2 separate regions of the Mus musculus genome follow, and region 2 is linked to region 1. A link is a loop called in an ENCODE intact Hi-C map of the cell type or tissue named here. Cell type or tissue: gastrocnemius. All regions are shown on one strand. Links, peaks and the distances in the headings refer to the core of each region. The heading gives the core; the rest is flanking DNA. Region 1 holds the start of Gm52253 (a long non-coding RNA gene). Region 2 has its middle 99 kb from the start of Gm30726.

Region 1 (9,798 bases), core at 940-8,939:
TCTTCCTATTTCAAAGAAGTCTGAAAATTACTAATCCTGTCCAGCAAATAACCCTCCCCCACAATCAGATCTGTAGGAAAGGGTATGCAGATTAACAGTAAGAAAGCTCAACATGTTATGAAAAAAAGGAAATAGCCCTGATGATTAATAGAAATTTGGTTGCGTAGATTAGAAACTAGATTGACACCAGTGGGCATGCTTCACCTTTGAGTTGTACTCTGTGCTTTGCAGATAACGTAATAACTACCAGCAGCTTCCAACATGCTCCTAAAAATAATCTATTGAAGTAACCTCTGAGAAACACCGGAAATGGCAAGACAAATTGATCCACATAGAGAGGAACAAAGGAGTTTCTTGACAGCTGGGGGACGGGGGGGGGGGGGGGGGAGAGAGCTGGCTAGGGCAGCTCCCAGAGGCAGAGCTGGGTGTGTCTCCTGGGTGGGGCTCCAGCCAGTGAAGTTCAGGGAAGAAGGATGGCTAATCTCTGAGCAGGTGGGTGAGCACTGAGCTACACTCAAGACTTTCTGAGTCATTGGCTTTGAACTCCCCTCCTCATGCCTATTGCACAAACAAAACTATTTCTAGGCCCTCTCTTAAACTGTGTTTAGGTAGGCATCACTTTTTACGATTAGTATAATTTATAATCTTGCATGTACTATGTAAATCAGGACATTGGACCAAATACAAGGCTCTGGTTATTTATATAGAGGGCCAGCTCCTAGAGCATTCCACTGATTGATTTTACTCCAGTTCGTAGTTAGGAGGAAAACACAAGAAAGGAACACTTTCATGCTCATCAAAAAGCATTTCTGAACTGTTAAAAGGAAAGAAAAGTATATTTTCCATATTTTAATTGCAGCCTTGGGAAAAATTAGAATGTATATCATATTCTTTTAAAAATGCTATTCTGTAGTGTTAACTGTTACATGGTAACTGTACTATATAATTTTAGCTCCTTTAAGAGTGTGCAGCATGCTGATTGTAACTTGACATTGCCAAACTATGATCCTAGATGCTAGGAAGCGCAATCAGTAGACACTCTGAGCCGGTTAAAATTCAGCAACTATTTTCTGCTCATTTACTGAAGACTCGGAGCTGAGATTCAGCAGTGACACTGTAAGGCTGAGTCTTTGTTCTCAAAGGACTCAAGAACAAGAATGTAAGACATGCACACACACAGAGAAATGGAGAGAGGGAAGCAGAAAGGGATGGAGAGAGAGAGAGAGAGAGAGAGAGAGAGAGAGAGAGAGAGAGCATAATAAAACCATAAGAAAGTAAATATAGATTTGAAATGGGGTGAAAATCATTTCAAAGAAACCTTGAAATGAAACTTGAAGGGAAAGTAAGATTAAGGAGAGGATGGGCATAAAGAAAACACTACCAATCATAATGATGGCATAATCAATAGTTATTGGGTACATCCTGGATTCCAGATATAAGGCGAGGACCTCCACATGTCATATATTTTCTTCCAAACTTCGATCTAAACTAAAGAATCATTAGTTCTGTCTTTAAAAAAATGAGAAAGAAGAAGAAGAAAAGTCACTGTGACTGAAAAATGTCACAGCCCATGAGTGATACAGCCAGGATTCAAACACAGATCTGGCTCATGGAGAAGGCTATCCTCATCACTAGAAAAGAGCACAAGGATACATCTTCAAACCATGCCTTAGCTAAGGCTTTGGAAAAACTGAGGAAGAGGAGGTAGAGAGATTGCAAGAGCCAGAGACTCAGGCAGCTTGCTGTAAGATTGTGTCTCCTAATAATGCCAGATGCTCCCCTCATAAGTCTCTCCAAAATGACTGCTCAAGCAGGAGCTGAACAAGGATGACACCAATGGACTTGCCAAACTGAACAGAGATAGAACCACAAGGCCTCAACACTGCACAAAGAACTAGAGGCTTAGAAGAATGTTAGGAACTGGAGAGCCAATCTTCCCCAGGGAGAAGCACACTGATAGGTTGTCTAGTGCCAAGGTGTTCAGCCCTGAAAACAGACATGCAAGTACTATTACATGGACTAAACCAGTTAGAGTTGGTATTTTTTATTAGATTTGGTAATATATCAGTATATTCGCACACATATATGCATACAATAACAACCAGAAAAGAAGGAGGTAATGGATTTGAAAGAGAGCAGAGAGAGGTATATGAGAGGATTTGGAGGGAAGAATTATACATTATGATCTATCACTTCCTTCTCTCTCTCTCTCCTCTCTCTCTCTCTATTTATATACATAAATACATATATATAATTTTTAGAATAAAATGCCATTTTAATGAGAAAAATCACAAGCAAAGGGATAAACATTTTGTAGGGAGGTTACAAGAAGTTTGCATAATAAAGGTAGTATATTTGGATGGAACTAAATTATGGAGGGATTCAACTAGTAGAATAGAATTCTTAGCTTCTATTATATGCCCCAGTACAGGAGAATGCCAGGGCCAGGAAGCAGGAGTGGGTGGGTTAGGAAGCAGGGTCAGGGTGTGTGTGGGGGGGAGGGTATAGGGGATATCATTTGAAATGTAAATGAAGAAAATATCTAATAAAAATTATTTTTGGAAAAAAAATAAAATTGTAATGTGGAAAAAAAATCCAGTAGGCAACAACTCAAGGTCCTTGGCTCAACCTATGATTTTGACAATGTCATATGATTTCTACATCTCTGAAGATTGATGGTGCACCCTATTATTTCTAGCATAGAAAACAAACTCGCTTACACCAGAACAAGGCCTGGCAGGCAGGGTGTGCTTCACAAGTATCTTTCCCCCCTCCTGGGGGAGAAATCTAAAACCCTTCCTTTATCTCTTCCTTTAGAGAAACAAGTCAAAGATCTAAATGTTTTGGTTTGTTGTTTTTTTTTTTTTACTGTAATTTATAGTTTTTTTCTTTCTGCATTGAGTACACATTGTGTTGTCCAACTAGTCTTGGGAGTGTGACCCTGTCCTGGTCTGTGGTTGACCTCTAGGAGTCTTATCATTAAGGAAAATTATCTCTCCCTCTGCCATCTACACATACCAGCCATTCCTGCACCTTGCCATGAAGGCTATAAGTCCTACACAAACAGTTCTAAATGAAGAGAGTGTTTCTTCAATGTTGTGTATACATGCAGATGTGGTTTGAGTGTGTGTGTATCTGTGTTTCTCTCTGTGTGTGAAGGTGTGTGCGTGTGTGTGCATGTGTATACAGCAAGAGAAATTTGGGGGCTCTTCCATGTAAGGAAGTAAACAATTCACAGAAGAGTTTGAAAATACCTAGGACTGGTAGAACAACTGGATATTTTACTCCATAAAAGCAGATAGACAAAGAATATTGGATATGAAGTAGAAAAATGCCAAAAGTAATTGCTGCCCACTTTCCAATTACTCCTGGGCCAGAGGCTGAGAAAAATCATCCTGAGGGCTACCTTTGGCACTGGGAGCCAGCTGAAGCACTCTCATGAATAATGCACTTTGCCAAAGTAGAAGTGACCATGGTTTGGAGCTCACTCGCCCTCCAACAACTTAATGTATGACTTTCATTTGGTTTATCTGTAAAAACAAAAGGGATATGAATATTCATTGTGAGCCAGGGCTTTGATTTATTAAGCAACATTTATAAATCATTATTTATATCATAGTTATGCAACTGTCTTTTAAAATAAGTTTTTTTTTTTTACTGGGTACAGAGTCATAAGAATAATAAGCATTCTATATACATAGTTGACTGAATTTTATCTCTTCTGCTATTAAAAGTTCATCTACTCAAAGGTAATGCATGTACCTAAGTGCCAGACAAGGCTCAAAGTCTAAAGTCCATCTGTCTAATGGACATTTTGCCTATCAATCAAGTTTGTCATTATCTGGATTAAGTAGTCGTGATGGTCAGTTTCTTGGAAATAAAAATGGTAGAGATGCCATAGTAAATTATAATGAATTAGAGAAATTTGGAGCAAATGATGCTATGTCAGTAAGTATCTAAGTCTTGTTACTTAGATTCTCTTCACAACCAATAGAAAATAAAATATTCCCTTAGAGGTGAGATTTTATCCCTTTGGCTTCCTTCTCGGCCCTGGTCATCATGATACTATCTCAGTACCTTGGCTACCACTATCCTTATGACTAATTAAAAACTTGCACAACAGCAATGTTAAAGGCTGAGAGTACTTTCTCTCTGAAAGCAGGATTTCTGGCACCGGGCTTTGGCCTTGGTGATATCAGGCTGAGTCCACAGCATGGACACAGGCTATTTTTGAGCCAAGCCAGCTCCAGTGTCTCATTCCCTATAGTGGGAACAGAAGCTGACCTTGCTTGACTCTGAGGGAGTGAATTAGGTGTCTTCTCAGGGGAAGTTATAGAAGAGATGTAGGGTATCACAGTCAGTGAAGGACAGGGTGTTTAAGCCACAATGAGGAGCCTCAGGTATTTTCACACCCTAGGAGGAGGCCAAATATTAACTTAATCCTTTCCCCCTCCCTTTCCAAATGGTAGGACATGGGGAGGAAAGTGAGATAGTTCGCTTTCTCCTGAAGGCATACATGACAGACATATCCCAGTTGTAAATAAGCTTAGCTGTTTGTCTCCCTGCCAAAGTCCTGCTAAATGATATCCCCCAGCCCCAACTCACCAAGATTGAGAGCATCTTAAGGTGGAGAGAGCTGCTTACTTATTTTAATTGGTCAGTATTTAATAGGTAAAGAGAAATTGTTTTGAGCCCAGTGAATGAAAAGAAGAGTCAATTTAATCTAGCAACATTCTGAATTGTCACATGATATAAGACACACAGGGTAAAATGCACCCTCTTTTTACCTGAAAGAGGGTAGTGGTAGAGGGCCACTCATTTCTCCTCCTTGGCTACAGTGGAGTAGCTCCTCCGTAAGTCTTCCCTAGACCATGCCTTGCCTCTGACCCTAGTCTTTCTCCAGGGACACGTAGGTAGCTGGCCTCTGTTCTTATGGTTAGGAATGGCTTTAGTAGGACCCTCCTTGTCTTTCCAGGCACATTCTGGAACTCTAGAGTCCTCCTTCATCTTCTCCCCTCTTCTCTTACAATGAAGCAACTGTCTCCATTCTAGGAGGTGTCATGGCTCTGCTAGAAAGGGATCCTTCATTTCCTCTTTCCCTGGAGTTTCTGAGGGGGCTCCAGCAAATGGTGAGGAGTCTGTGAAGATGACAAAGAGGGACCTGACAACTGGGTCCTAGTGCATGCTCTTTGATTTTCTTTACTTTTTTAATACCATCTATTTATTGAAGAAAGACTTGGTGCTGTTCATATGGTTTTGGAGAATTTGAAAAAAAATATGTCTAAAGAAACTTTTCGGTTGTTAACTGGTTTCTAAAGGCTACTGGGGCACTAAGACTATCAGGATTACAATGCTTATTCCCTAATTATTTTCCGCTAATGGATTTTAATTATCAGAGGAAACACACTCAGCAATTTTATTATGCATATTGTCCTTGTGATATACTTAATTGTCTACATTTTAAAATTATTAGATCAGTATGTCATTCAACAAATGATGTTAAGCCCTTCCTTTGTGTCTAGGACACTGTGAAGCGCTAAATGAAATACCAGACAAAACAAAGTGCTGTGCCTGCCTTTGATCCACCTAAACTCTGGGGTCAAAGAGAAAATATACCACAGTAAGTATGTGTCTCTTTCAAGTGCTTGAAACCTCATGAGTGCTTGGAGAATGTCTTTTTGAAAATATTGCATTCCATTGCTGCAATTATGGAAGAGAATATCTAATAATATTATTAAATAATAATTTCTCCACAAATTGGTGTGTGTGTGTGTGTGTGTGTGTGTGTGTGTGTGTGTTATCTTCCCAAGTAGAGTACAAGCTAGCTGGATACTACGTGTTACACTGTCTTTGCCTTCCCATATCTTTATTCTCTTAGCAGCATTCTCATGACTAGGAGACCCTTCTCCCATAATTATTGTTTACTTCTTGCTGCACGGTAAGAACAAAACTGAAAGTAAAAAAGATATGAAAGATGTCACCTGCATCCTTTAGCTGACCAGATTCTAATCAGAGTGTGATAGTTACTATGAGCTGACAGATCGTCCGATTTCTTTCTTTTGTGTTGGAAACGGAATGTTGGATGCTAATTCTCACCTTTGCACGATGTGTGGCAAACTGGCCTTCAGTTATGACATCTAAATATAATACTAGTGACATCTGGGCATTGTAGTACCATTGGATGTCACAAAAGTTTCGTACAGTTACTGGGGAAAGATTGCTACCAATGCAAGAAGCCATTATTAGCAAGCCAGCTTCTAAGAGCTGATGAGCACCATCGTGGTAAGACGGCAGGACGTTTTGCAGAGGCAGGCCATCACTTTAAATGTTCATTTCACGCTTATGTTTCATCTGGCCCATATTTTTGAAGTCACTTTCTATCGTGCCTCTCTTCTCAACACTGATTTTATTTTGACGGACTCCGCTTCCCTGGAGGAAGGCACATATGGAAAAACCTGGGCACCACTGAGCTGCTAATAATAATTATCCTCTGCCCTTTCTCGGCTCCCTTCATCTGAGGATATCAAAGCACTTTGCAAAGTGGTGTCTATAATTACCTCCATTGTACTAAAGGAAAACGACAAGGGGTTTACAGGTTGACGATGGAAAGAAAGAAAGAAAGAAAGAAAGAAAGAAAGAAAGAAAGAAAGAAAGAAAGAAAGAAAGAAAGAAAGGAAAAAGCACAAAGTCCCAGTCCCTTCTTCTGTCTTCTCCTCTTCTGGACTCCAGGACTTTAAAGAAAAGGGGACCTGTGCTAGACTAGGGGATGCAAGAAAAAGAGGATCAAGTCTTCAGGATGGGCTCTTCACTCCAGTAGAGACTATTTGCAGTCAGAGAGCATTTGAAGACAAATGGCCGAAGCACTAAGCAGCAAAGCCCTGGAGGGCATGCTCAAATTCTGTTAATGATACTAATCAAAGCCTTTGAGAGGGATTGCCAGTGAACCTACTAGAGTGGGTGGCAGGTTCTCCACATTGCCGGGCCTGTGCTATCTTCTTTCCCACCTGAGTAAAACAGCTTGTAACTGGAAAAGCACAGAAGTCTACATTTCCCACAAGAAGCCGAGTTGAGGGCTAACAGGCTGCCTTTCTCGTTCTCCTGAAGGCTACAAGGGTTTTGGGATTTGAAGGGCATCAGCGGCTTCCCTTTTGTTCCTTAGGACATTATTTATTCTTAGAATACTCAGACTTCTCTTTCTCCGTTCTAGTTGAAGAATCAATGGTATATCTCAAACTGATAAGTTTCCCCTAAAAAAATGGAAAAAAATGGAAGAAGTAGAGAGGACTTTAAAGAAAAGGGGATCTGGGTTAGACTGCCATTAGCTGTGGGGCCTAAGAATTGGTAAGAGTGGTTGTGGTCTTTTTGACAGGAGCTATGGCCTGAGGGCTTCCAGAACAAACGAGAAGCTAGGAGCCATTAAAGCTGTAATGCAGTGAAGTGTTCAGGCCTCCAAGTTATTCGGAGAACATCTGGAAGGTGGAGAGGGCACTGGGTATTATATAAATGTTACGAATACATCCCATAGCAGATACTTGGGAATATTTCATTGCTATTCATTTATACAAGAACACCAAGACTCTTTATACATATAATAAAGCTAATTTTACATTTAATAGACACAATTTTATTTCGTGTTAATAAAATCAGAATCGTATTAAATTTTAGAAGTGAGTAAAACTTTTATAACATTAGGATTATCTTTCTGGCTTCTAGTTGCCAATTAAAATGTTCTTGCTTCAATCTCTTCAGATTTAAATTGAGTTTTATGATGCTCTCTCTATCTTTCTCTTAGGAGTATCAGCATTGTTTTTAAAAAAAAGGTCACACTAGGTTGTCTTATCGAGGTGGCTCAGAAGGTAAAGTCGCAAGCTTGGCAAGTTGGGTTTAATCTCCAGAGGCCGGGAGTAGGAGGAAACCAACTCCACGAAGTTGTCTCCTGACCTCTACACGCATGCTGTCTATGACAAATGTGTCCTCCAGCTCTACACTCAGAATAAATAAAATATAAATGAAAAAAGGTAAGATTTTCACAACAAGCTGTTTATTATATTTATTTTTCATACCCTCTGTCATGCACATCTCTTATCTGTTTGATTTTTGACACAGGGTCTCACTCACTGTGTAGTGTAGCTCAAGATGGCTTGTTCTCACTCTCTCTCTCTCTCTCTCTCTCTCTCTCTCTCTCTCTCTTTCTCTTGGTTTTTCGAGACAGGGTTTCTCTGTATAGCTCTGGCTGTCCTGGAGCTCACTTTGTAGACCAGGCTGGCCTCGAACTCAGAAATCCACCTACTTCTGCCTCCGGAGTGCTGGGATTAAAGGCGTGCAAAAATGACTTTCTCTTAAATCCTCCTGCTTCAGCCTTCCAAATTCTGGGATTATAAGCATGTGCCACGATGTGCTTCCTGTCATATTTTTAGCTGAATGATAATGGTTTTATTTTGTTTTGTGTTTTTCTGATCAATAAGGAACGGAGGATGCTTAAGTCTAGGAAATTTTAGCCATTACTTATGAAGCATCTATAAAAGGTTTCACTGTCTGGTTCTGAGTTAAGACATATCTTCCATCATTTCATCCTTAAAATACCACTGAACTCGGCACTTGCGTTATTTGCATTTTACAGGCTAGGAGATTGCCGCTTAGAACATAAGTTTTCTGACTTTGTCTCATAGGTTAAAAAAAAAAAAACAAAAAACAAAAAAAAAAAAGATGCAGCTATCATTAGAACCCAGGTCACACTGCCTCTCTTGCCGACTGCAACTTTAACCTGTTACATAACTGATTCTTAAGTTTCTGGTTCTGCGACCTCGACCTTCGCTGTGTCTAGCTAAGTCATCACAGACCACGAGCCATTGCTCTCTGCTCCAACATCCTCAGCCAGTTTGGCATACATGTTTGATCGGGCTGGAAACGTCGACGTTAATAACCCTAACACGTAAACTCCCATGCTTTCTTTAAGCCTGGGAAACTCCCCCTCCGCCCCCATGCCTTGGTCCACTTTAACGGCTAAAATGCCCTCTCCCAGAGATGACCTTGCTGAGTGTCGTTTCTTGGTAAGTAGATCTCTACCGCCGATGACTTTTGATTCATCGTCACGCTGCTATTTGGTGTCAGTGAGGAGTACGCTGGAAGTGGCCGCCCATCTTGTGCTCGTATAAAGGGAAACAGGTGGCTGGTCATGTTGGACGCATTCCCTCTGGCAGCGGTGGGAAAGCTGCAATTTGTATTTAGCATTTTAATTGAGGCTGGCATTTGCAGAGCCACTTTTCTCTTTATAAGTCTTTTCAGATGAGAGAAAACCAAAATAGAAAGTATTATAACTCCTTCCTGTGTCGTGAACATTTAGCTCCTGAAGGCGAAACTTCCCTGTACTTTGCTCAGAGCATTTGCCTGCTCTGAGGCTAACAATCAGTTGATGGGAAAAAAACAAAAAAACAAAAAAACCGAGTACTCACAGGTGTTCAGGGACCAGGGAGAGTAAATGTTTTTGTCAACATTTTCATCAACTTTCCCCCACGATCACCAAGACTCTCCAAATAGAATCTGCTGACTTCAGTGCAGGGTCAGTGTTCCAGTGACTCACACAGCCAGGTAGCAGAGAACAAACAGGCTCAACAAAAGAGATGGCCTATGGAAATGGGAGTTCCTTATTGCTAAGGAAAGCTAAGTTTTTTCACAAAATTGTAGAACCCGGCAGGGGCAGGGAGGGATCCACTATTGTGGTGCCTACAGAGTCTCACTTAGCCGGAGCCTCAACAAATGCACACACCCTCTAACAACTGCTTCCCTCCCCTTCCTCTC
Region 2 (9,798 bases), core at 824-8,823, 210 kb before region 1:
CTGGGGAAGATTTTGAGTGACTAAAATCTTTGCCCCGGAAGCATGACGAGACTGACTTTAAGTGTGCACAGCTACTCCAACTCTGCAATGCCAGCACTGCGAAAGGAGAAGGCAGAGACAAGTCTCCCTGGGAATCGCTGAGAAGCCAAACAACAGAAGAGAACAACTGATATCCTCCTCTGGTCTCTACACATGAACCTGCTCTCAAATGGGCACATGTCATGCACACACACATGTATACATACATGCATACACACATATAACCCAACCCAGAGTCTACAATTATACCAAGGAACATTGAAATATATGTTTCTATTCTAAACTATATATCTATATAAAGCTAACATACACACACACACACACACACACACACACACACACACACACACATATATATATACACAGAGAGAGAGAGAGAGTAATAGATAACAAAAGATTCAGGGCAGAAAAACACAAGAATCTACCTCATTTCTGTTAAGTTTGATATGTAAAAGTGGGCAAAATGTGCACAGTATTAAACTTACTATTTTGTTTAAGGAATATATCATTGATTTTCATAAAAATTGTTATTTATTTAATAGTCTTTTAATGTCTTAAGACAAAGTAACACATTTATTCAATTTTTTTCTGTTTTAATGCATAATGTGAAATATTAACAGAAAACTAACATAAATAAACTCACCAAACTAAAGAAATCAAAACACAAAATGCAGAAAAATTTGAATTTCAAACAGGCATGAGTATTTGTTTGCATGCATAACCACCTTGTTATATGTAGCGCACAATTATAGTAAACCTTTTATTATGTTTCTGGAAAGTTACACTTAACTGGGCATCGTAATTTTATCTTACATGCATTCTCAATTATTAAGAGGTCAGAGAAGCCTCGGAAGTAGTTTTTAAACCACTGTTTTAACGCAGTCTCCAGTTTAGCATTGGTCTCCGCTGTTTTGATTTGCTTTTTTTTTTTTTTTACCTTATTCTGACTTATGATGTTTAGCTTCAGTTGATTGCTCACAAATTGATTGACTCTGGGGCTGGTTGCTAACGCACATCTTGCCTTGGTCATCAGTTTGAGACATAGCTGATTTACATTCGTATTTAAATGTTTTAAGATTTATTTACTTGATGTGTAGGAGTCCCCCGCCCCTATCTATGCATGCACATCTTGTACACGCCGGGCACCTCCTGAGGTCAGAGAGCATTGGGTTCCCTGGACCTGGAGTTACAGACACTAGTGAGCTGCCTAGGGGATACTGGCAAATGAACCAAGGTCCTCTGGAAGAGCAGCCTGTGCTCTGAACTACTGAGCTAGCTTCCCAGCCCCTCACATGTGCATCATCTTTAAGTAGAAAATGACTGGTAGCAACAGAACAGACGAGGTTAGGTTTTAGAGCAGGTTTCATGAATGCCAGTGATAGACTTGTATGCACTGTGTCGTGAAGCAACATTGGAGACCCTCTCATAAAACACTAAGTTAACGAGTGAACTTCCGCCAAGCCTGTTCCGTGTAGCCTTTTCACATAAGAGTATAAAACGATATTGGATCTAAAAGACATAGCATTTGAGGTTTCATACAAGGGTTTGAGAAAAGAGGCCTCACAAAAGATTCACTACCATATATCATTTAATGCTGGCAAATACTTTGCATATCTAGATGAATTAAAAGGCATAATTGTGGTGATAACAGTATTTCATAGTTTTGGGGGGAAAGGATAGATTTTGAAATGCATCACAAATGAAAATTTTGAAGGCCGGACCCAACTTTCTGAAATGAGTAATTCTTCTCTTTTAGCACGTGGAAACTGCACCTCAGAAGGCAGCAATGACCCCGTCTTTCCTTCCAGTGGTCACAAGCTCTTGAGTACCGAACTCTGCCTACAAATTTTTACTTGTAAATAATAAAAAAAATAATGTGGATCACAGCTTTTCTTGGTATTGAAAAGGCGCATAGCCACACAGAGAGGAGTTGGCAGCACCTGGCTCTCAAATTCCTGAGAGAATTACAAGAATCCTTTCTATCTCCTGTATGTGCATGTGTGGATATATTTCTAGGTGCAGTTGATGTCTGAAATAATAAAAAAAATCTGTCTAACTTACTATCTTTAAAAAATTAATGAAACAGGTCACTTTTCATATGCAGCTCCTTAACTTGCTTTACTGCAGTGTGTTTTGGGTTGCCTTCCCAGGCTCTGTCTACCCTTATCTCTTGCTTGCTGCATCGTGTGGGGATACCACCGTTTATCACCCGTTCTATGTTGAAAAGCATTTTCGGTTGTGATTTCTATCAATGCTTTCCATGAAGATGATCACACAAATCGTTTCTATATCACTGTAAGAAATTCACAGAGCAGTGCAACACAGTAAAATATTGTTTGGCGTGGCAGTACAGACAGAGAGGATGTGTGTACAGGAATCATTGCATTCTCATCCTATCTTGTGGCAGTTATATTGGGGATTCTCGTTTCCTGGGAGTTCACAGGTTTGGAAATGTCAAAAGAAGTCATGTAAATGGAATCTGTCTCCTTCCTATTAGGCTGTGCTGGATACCCCAAATTGCCTTGTCCAGCATCCATTCTCTCCCACAGCTTGTACAAACAAACTGCAAAGTTAAAACTGCCCTTCTCAGCCTTGTTGGAGGCCGGCATATTATTTAGGTTCTATCATAGTCTTCTGAGAATGCTTACAAACAGAATCGAATTGAGGAAGAAGCCAAGATAGAGGCATCCATTTTGATGGTGAGGATCAAGGCCGAGGTGGCAGCTACAGCAGAGACTTCCCACAGTGGATTCCTGAGTCAGCATCTTCCTCGAGCAGCAGGGGCATTATTTCTGCCTCATAGCAGGGTAGCCTGGGACTGAAGTCAGCACTATTAGCAACAGACTCATAATTTGTTATCTTCCTGCATCGACATTAGTAGTTTACTTGTTCACAGAAAAGGCAGAGTATTTCCAGAAGCTATAAAGTGTTTTTGGACTTCAAGGCCCAAAAGGTTCCCCCATCATTTCAATAGTTCTTTAACTTCTTAGTTCTTCATATCAAATTCTGTATTGCTTATATTATTGAGAACAACAGTCAGCAAATTCGAGCCCATCACTAAATCCAACCCAGCACCTGTTTTAATAGTCTACAAGCTGAAAATAGTTTGCATATTGCACAGGTTGGGAAAAAAATGAAAACAAATATAATTTGTGACACATGAAAGTCGTATGAGATTCAAATTTCAGAGTTTATAAGCTGGGTTCTACAGGGGTTCACCCTCCCATTCCTTTGTGTATTACATGTGACTGCTTTTACATTTAAGCAGAGGAAGTAGAAATTTGTGGCTCTCTGGACCACAGTTTAGAATACTTACTTGCTCTTTCATTGACACACACACATTCATAGAAAAATCTGACATCCTCTCATCTATTATGGCATGAAATGTCTTGGTTCAAGAGAACATTAAATAATATAGATGTAAGTATATTTATAACAAGACATTAAGTTTACCTGCAATCACCCACAAATTCCATCTGCATAACTTCCAACTAGCCAACCACCCAGGCGTCATCCATCCTCCTCCAGTGTCCAGCTGGAGAAGTGCAGACTTTACCTTTTATAAGAAAACTTCCCTTTGCAACAAATGGAGATCACTCTATAGAAGAGCACAACCGATCTGAATACAGAGTTGTGAAGATCAGTTTCAAAGGATACAGCGACATCACAATTCATTCATCCACCTAAAGTTCAGGCGACATTGAGGAAGAAGCAGCTGTAAGAGCCAGAAGATCAGGGACGTTGCTGTGAGATTGTGTCTCCTGGTAACGTTGGAAATTACATCCACGGAAGGCCACATAACGGCCTAAACAGGAATGGAACTAGAATAACCAGAGACGCGATAAGTGGATAGGGAAAAGCCCAGGAGGCGTCAGTACTACACAAAGAACTACAGGCGATTAAGGAATTCTGAGAGTGTGAGAAATAGTTTCCCCCATGGAAGAACACACAAACTGTTCATCCAATGCTGAGTTCTCAGCTGGAAAATGTACATATTAGTAACATTAAACAGATTGAGCGTGTTGTGTTTAGGAAGCTTGTTGCATGTAACAATGAATTGTAAAAGAGCAAGGAATCGGAAAGGCTTGGAGGGAGGAAAGCAAAGGGGGAAGTATAGTTATGGTATTATTTTTTTTCCATTTTTTATTAGGTATTTAGCTCATTTACATTTCCAATGCTATACCAAAAGCCCCCCATACCCACCCACCCCCAATCCCCTACCCACCCACTCCCCCTTTTTGGCCCTGGCGTTCCCCTGTACTGGGGCATATAAAGTTTGCATGTCCAATGGGCCTCTCTTTCCAGTGATGGCCAACTAGGCCATCTTTTGATACATATGCAGCTAGAGTCAAGAGCTCCGGGGTACTGGTTAGTTCATAATGTTGTTCCGCATATAGGGCTGCAGATCCCTTTAGCTACAATTTCCTAAACACATGAAACTCAAGAAAAATGAAGACTGAAGTGTGGACACTATGCCCCTCCTTAGAAGTGGGAACAAAACACCCTTGGAAGGAGTTACAGAGACAAAGTTTGGAGCTGAGATGAAAGGATGGACCATGTAGAGACTTCCATATCCAGGGATCCACCCCATAATCAGCATCCAAACGCTGACACCATTGCATACACTAGCAAGATTTTATCGAAAGGACCCAGATGTAGCTGTCTCTTGTGAGACTATGCCGGGGCCTAGCAAACACAGAAGTGGATGCTCACAGTCAGCTAATGGATGGATCACAGGGCTCCCAATGGAGGAGCTAGAGAAAGTAGTTATGGTATTATTTAAAAATAAATTCTAAAATCATAATGACATATATTTAATTATTTCTTTATTTCCTAAGATTTCTATAAACACATGCAGAGCCCTGTCTTCCTATGGGGTTACGTCACCCAGCCTTCATACGGGGCTGGGAGAAGTACCCAATCTCACTGCATCTTGCCATGCCATGTTTGGTTGATATTCCTGGACGGCCTGTCCTTTTCTCAAGGGAAATGGAGGAGTGGAGGCAGGGGACTGGGAAGAGAGAAAGGATGGGAAGCTGCAGTTGGGCTAGATATGGTCTAAGACGAAACAGATAAAAAATTAAAAGGCAAAACCAAAAAGCCACTTCCGGCTTCCTCTTTCAAGTTGCTGGTTGTTGGGTGTTTGGTTACAGCGACAAGGAAAATAAACAATGGAGTTGCTCACTTAAGCAATACACGTGTCATATCTATTTGAATGTAAAATATTCAATTATTTTATTATTTAGAAATAAGGAAGTCATCACTTGCAATTTTTATATTAAATGATATTTGTTTATTTTAACAAAATTTGATTAGGGAAAGTTTCAAAATAATGTAACCAAAATAATGAAAGGATGGATTTATTAAATGAGACAAAGAAAGTTACACATACTTAAAAATTATTTCTGTTATAAGCCCTGACAATTACAAACTTTGCATATAAATACAACTTTTATGTATCACTTTAAAAATTAAGGTAATAACAACGAAGTTGTCAAAATGGTAACCATCAGATACTTACCACTGAAGGCAAATTTCTAAAGTGCAGTTTACTCCAAGTGTTGTATCCCCACTAATTTAGGAAGGGAAGAAGTTGATAAGTTATTTTATTTTTATGACTCAAAGTATCACAGTTACAGCAAGAAAGACATAAAGAATTTTTTGAAAAAAATACTTTCTATTTGATTTAAGCATTATAAGATTCAAGCAATGAACTTTTTATAAAGCTGCTTTATAAAAGAAATGGAAAATAGGAACACACGTTCTTCATTTCACTACTAGTCAAAATAATGCATAATTTTAAAATTCTGTTGGAATAGAATCAGTTTTATAAACTGATCTTCAAACTGCATTCTTTAAAGTACATGTGAATTTCTCAAGCATGCTATGCATACATAAAATGCATCTATGTTTGCACAAGATCAATCTTTACTGGGTAACAATAAATTCAGAAAGTTTATCAGTGTCAGTGATAGTGATTTGTTGTATAATTCCTGCTAAAGTTGGGCTCTTTTATCAATTCTTAATTGCTATTATTAACTCTCATATCATATATTCATAGTACCCAGTAAACACACACACACACAAGAGAGAGAGAAAGAGAGAGAGAGAGAGAGAGAGAGAGAGAGAGAGAGAGAGAGAGAGAGAGAGAGAGTTATTATAGAATGAAGGTAAGATAAAGAGGCTACATCAAAGTTCAAGAGTTTTCAGAGGTGAGATGAGAAAGAGTCTGTGTTGATAAGGTAACAAACAGGCCAGTGTCAGAGGCAGCTGCAATAGTACCTGCTGACCAGGGACTGAGATCAAAGCTGCAGAGCTCAGCTGTGAGGTGCAAGGCCAAAGTGATTTCTGAGAGCAGTAAAGAGCAGGTCCAGGTCCAGATGTGCTGACAAGTAGATGGGCCAGGGTTTGAGATAGCCTCATCAATAATGAAGGACCAAGCCAAGCTAAAGCTCCAAGGACAGCTAGAGAAAACTCAGCAAAGTGATTCTTGACTCTCATAATAGGGATTGGATGACAGCTTGATACACTGTCATACCATGCTTTAATTTTTTCCAATAAACTCCTAAGACGACTTCTTTTCTGCTCCCAGGAATAAGTCACTTAACAGCCTGGGCTAGATGGGTGGTGTCTGATAGATGATAGAGTTTCTGGGTCTACCCAGGACTGGAAGTCATCCTTTTTGCTACAAATAATGCAGTCTCCTATGGCAAGGCACAGGCTGTAAAACTGCTGTTACAAATTACAAAGTATTTCAGTGGATCATTGCCTGATAGCAACATATTTAACATAGCACACAATATTGTACCACTGGCTATAGCTCCTGATACTTAGGCATTAAGCAGAGTTTTCAGATTTCATATCTCTGTCTATTCCGATGAGTTCTACAGGTAGAATATGCGTGCAGATCAGACTTCCTGTAGTTTTGACATGGTTTGCTTACCACTTTCTGAAATCTTATTTCCATCCTGCTAGCAAGGTTCCTAGTGATCACTACCTACTATCCTACTATGAAATCCATTCCATGTCTAGGTAGCTACAGGCCACTGCACTGCCCTCTGCCTTGGTTCAACTCTCAGTCCAAATTCCATTCACACTCTCCCGACTCTTAGGGCTCATCCACTTTGATTCAGATATGCCTTTCAAGAAATTACTCACTGGCAGGGCAGTGGTGGCACACACCTTTAATGCCAGCACTTGGGAGGCAGAGGCAGGAGGATTTCTGAGTTCGAGGCCAGCCTGGTCTACAGAGTGAGTTCCAGGACAGCCAGGGCTACACAGAGAAACTCTGTCTCGAAAAACCAAAAAGAAGAAGAAGAAGAAGAAGAAGAAGAAGAAGAAGAAGAAGAAGAAGAAGAAGAAGAAGAAGAAGAAGAAGAAGAAGAAGAAGAAGAAGAAGAAGAAAAGAAATTACTCACTGACCTCTGCTGTTCAGAACTGATCACAAGGAATTCTTCTTATGTGTGATTTAAATAAAAAAAAAAGTTTGAAATACAAACTATCACACAGGAGAGAGAGGCCAAGCTTGGGAATACCTTTGTCTTCCGAGAAATGACTAACTTCTACTGGAGGCACTCTTATAGGGTTTTAACAATACATTAGTGGATTTGAAAACATTTGAAGAAAATAAGTTAATGCTTTTTAAACCCAGGAACCGTTGTGTAACCATTGTGTTTGACAACACAAGGCTTTCTGTTTAACAACACTCTTCCCTAGTTTCCCTTCAGATTAGATTCTGGCTCGGGGAACATTATCTCATCCTATCCCAAGAAAGCCAGAAGCAAAATGCATTCAGTCATTTGCCCAGGATCACATAACTAAGCTAGAGACAGAAGAAGATTCTCCAAGCACGGTAGTGACGCCAGTTCTGATTTATAAAGAGCCTCCCAAATCTTCTATGTGGGCTCAGGAGGAGGCAGGAGGAAGCCTACTAACAAACCTCATTTTGTCCTCTTAGTCATCAGTGCCAGGCTCTAGTAAATTGAACCTCAGTGACCTTTCACCCCTTACCTTTAACCCAAGAAGCAGAGAATCCTTGCACATTATACTCTGATCGTGTATTGCAATGGTTACTATTCTGGGACCAAGGAATGGGCTCAACCTGGGTAGTCATATTGCACAGTCTATGAAACGGCCAACTCCCTGCCTTTCCCTCTGCACTAGTGTGCACAGGTGCAACGGTGTGGCATGCCAAGAGTGTTCTTTTACAGCAGAGCAGAACAAATTTATTACTCCCTTATGCGGAGCACCATTTACATCTGGGCATACTTGAAACTTGCCTCGGCAAAAATTGTAGTCGTATTGGATTTGGGATTAAAATGATTAGGCCATGCTTGATTCTGTTCTCTGTGGTAAATGGCTGATTTGGGGAATTAAAACTGCGACAAGCAGAAGCGCACAGGCTGTGGCATTTCCCAGACATTTGTGGATAGTTTTGTTGTTGTTCTTGGTTTTTTTGTTTTTTGTTTTTTGGGTTTTTTTTTTTTTTTTGTATCTTGACATATATCTTCAAGCAAAATGAAAACACGTATTCAAGATCTTATTCGCATAATAAATCATTCTGCAATGGTCCTCTTGGTACGCTGATACTCGTTGGCAGTGGAGGGGAATATTGAGTTACGTGAAGTATTTGCTAGTGATGTGTGAACTATTCAGTGAAAACTCATGACTAAACAAATGTGCTAGCTTGGCATCCAGGGGTGGATTACTAGTGGGTCTTCCTCTTGCTTGACTCCTCTCGGCTGTATTCCTCTCACCGGCAGACTGCTCTGACACCTTCACGATTCCTTTCGATGAGTCTTCTGCACACATAAGGATAGAATTTTTTCTTTTCTTCCTTCCTTTCTTTCTTTCCTTTCTTTCCTTCCTTTCCTTCCTTCCTTCCTTCCTTCCTTCCTTCCTTCCTTCCTTCCTTCCTTCCTTCTGAAAGAACTCAGTGGGGAAACCCCCACTCAGCTCCCGATTCGGCGTGCACCCAAGAATCGCGAATAGAACACAACACCTTGATGTAACAACAAGAGGTTTTTTAATGGCGGAGCTCCGGGTCGAAACGTATCTCACACAACAGGAGACAGTGGATTCGACCACGAGGCTTGGAAGCTAGGGGGTTTTATAGAAAAGGAGTGGGGCTGGGGGAGGAATTGGCGCGGTTTCACATGATTGGTCCATTTAAACATCAGCAGCCTGTAACATTTAACTTAGGTCAGAGGGGTGGGAGCTAGGGAGGCGATGGGCTTGCCCGGGCATGTCCTGGTTCTCAGCCCCAGGTTTCAAAGCTCAGAAACAACTCTTTGGGCTATTTAACATACATTACATGAATTACAGTTTTATTTCCTTTCATTCCCCTCTTCTTCTGTTTAGACTAATTCTAATCATAGAATTTTAGAGGTCGGTGTCCCTTAACTCTTCATCTACCTGAACTATAGGTTGATATTGCCTTTGAAGAACCATGAGTTTTACTGTATCAATTTTACTCTGGATGAAAGCCATTCCTCTATTTATTATACAAGGGCCGAAAACTAAAGCTAAGCATATCATAAGGATTGGTCCGGCTACAGCGGAAATTAAAGAAGTTATCCAAGATGGTCGGAAATAAAACTGTAATTCATGTAATGTATGTTAAATAGCCCAAAGAGTTGTTTCTGAGCTTTGAAACCTGGGGCTGAGAACATAGCAGAACAGACCAGGACATGCCCGGGCAAGCCCATCGCCTCCCTAGCTCCCACCCCTCTGACCTAAGTTAAATGTTACAGGCTGCTG

What was found. Peaks named below come from ENCODE experiments on the same cell type or tissue, not always from the same donor. Only the 100,000 strongest peaks of a DNase experiment are listed, where the experiment ranks them.
Region 2: it touches region 1 in a loop (2.8-fold over the local background); 2 of 42 quality-filtered maps call a loop at or near these places.

What each region holds. Positions count from the first base shown.
Region 1 is chr16:76,432,665-76,442,462 of GRCm38, reverse strand. Gm52253 (a long non-coding RNA gene) reads right to left here and starts at 9,652. Exons shown (of 3, transcript XR_003951937.1): 1 at 9,453-9,652; 2 at 9,030-9,211; 3 at 3,418-3,530. In gastrocnemius, for the core only: no CTCF peak of the experiment used is centred there; a DNase peak (open chromatin) is centred at 4,218; H3K4me3 peaks cover 253 bases; H3K27ac peaks cover 2,898 bases.
Region 2 is chr16:76,642,887-76,652,684 of GRCm38, reverse strand. No RefSeq gene overlaps it. Among named protein-coding and RNA genes, the nearest start is that of Gm30726, 99 kb to the right of the region's middle. In gastrocnemius, for the core only: no CTCF peak of the experiment used is centred there; no DNase peak of the experiment used is centred there; H3K4me3 peaks cover 571 bases; H3K27ac peaks cover 1,232 bases.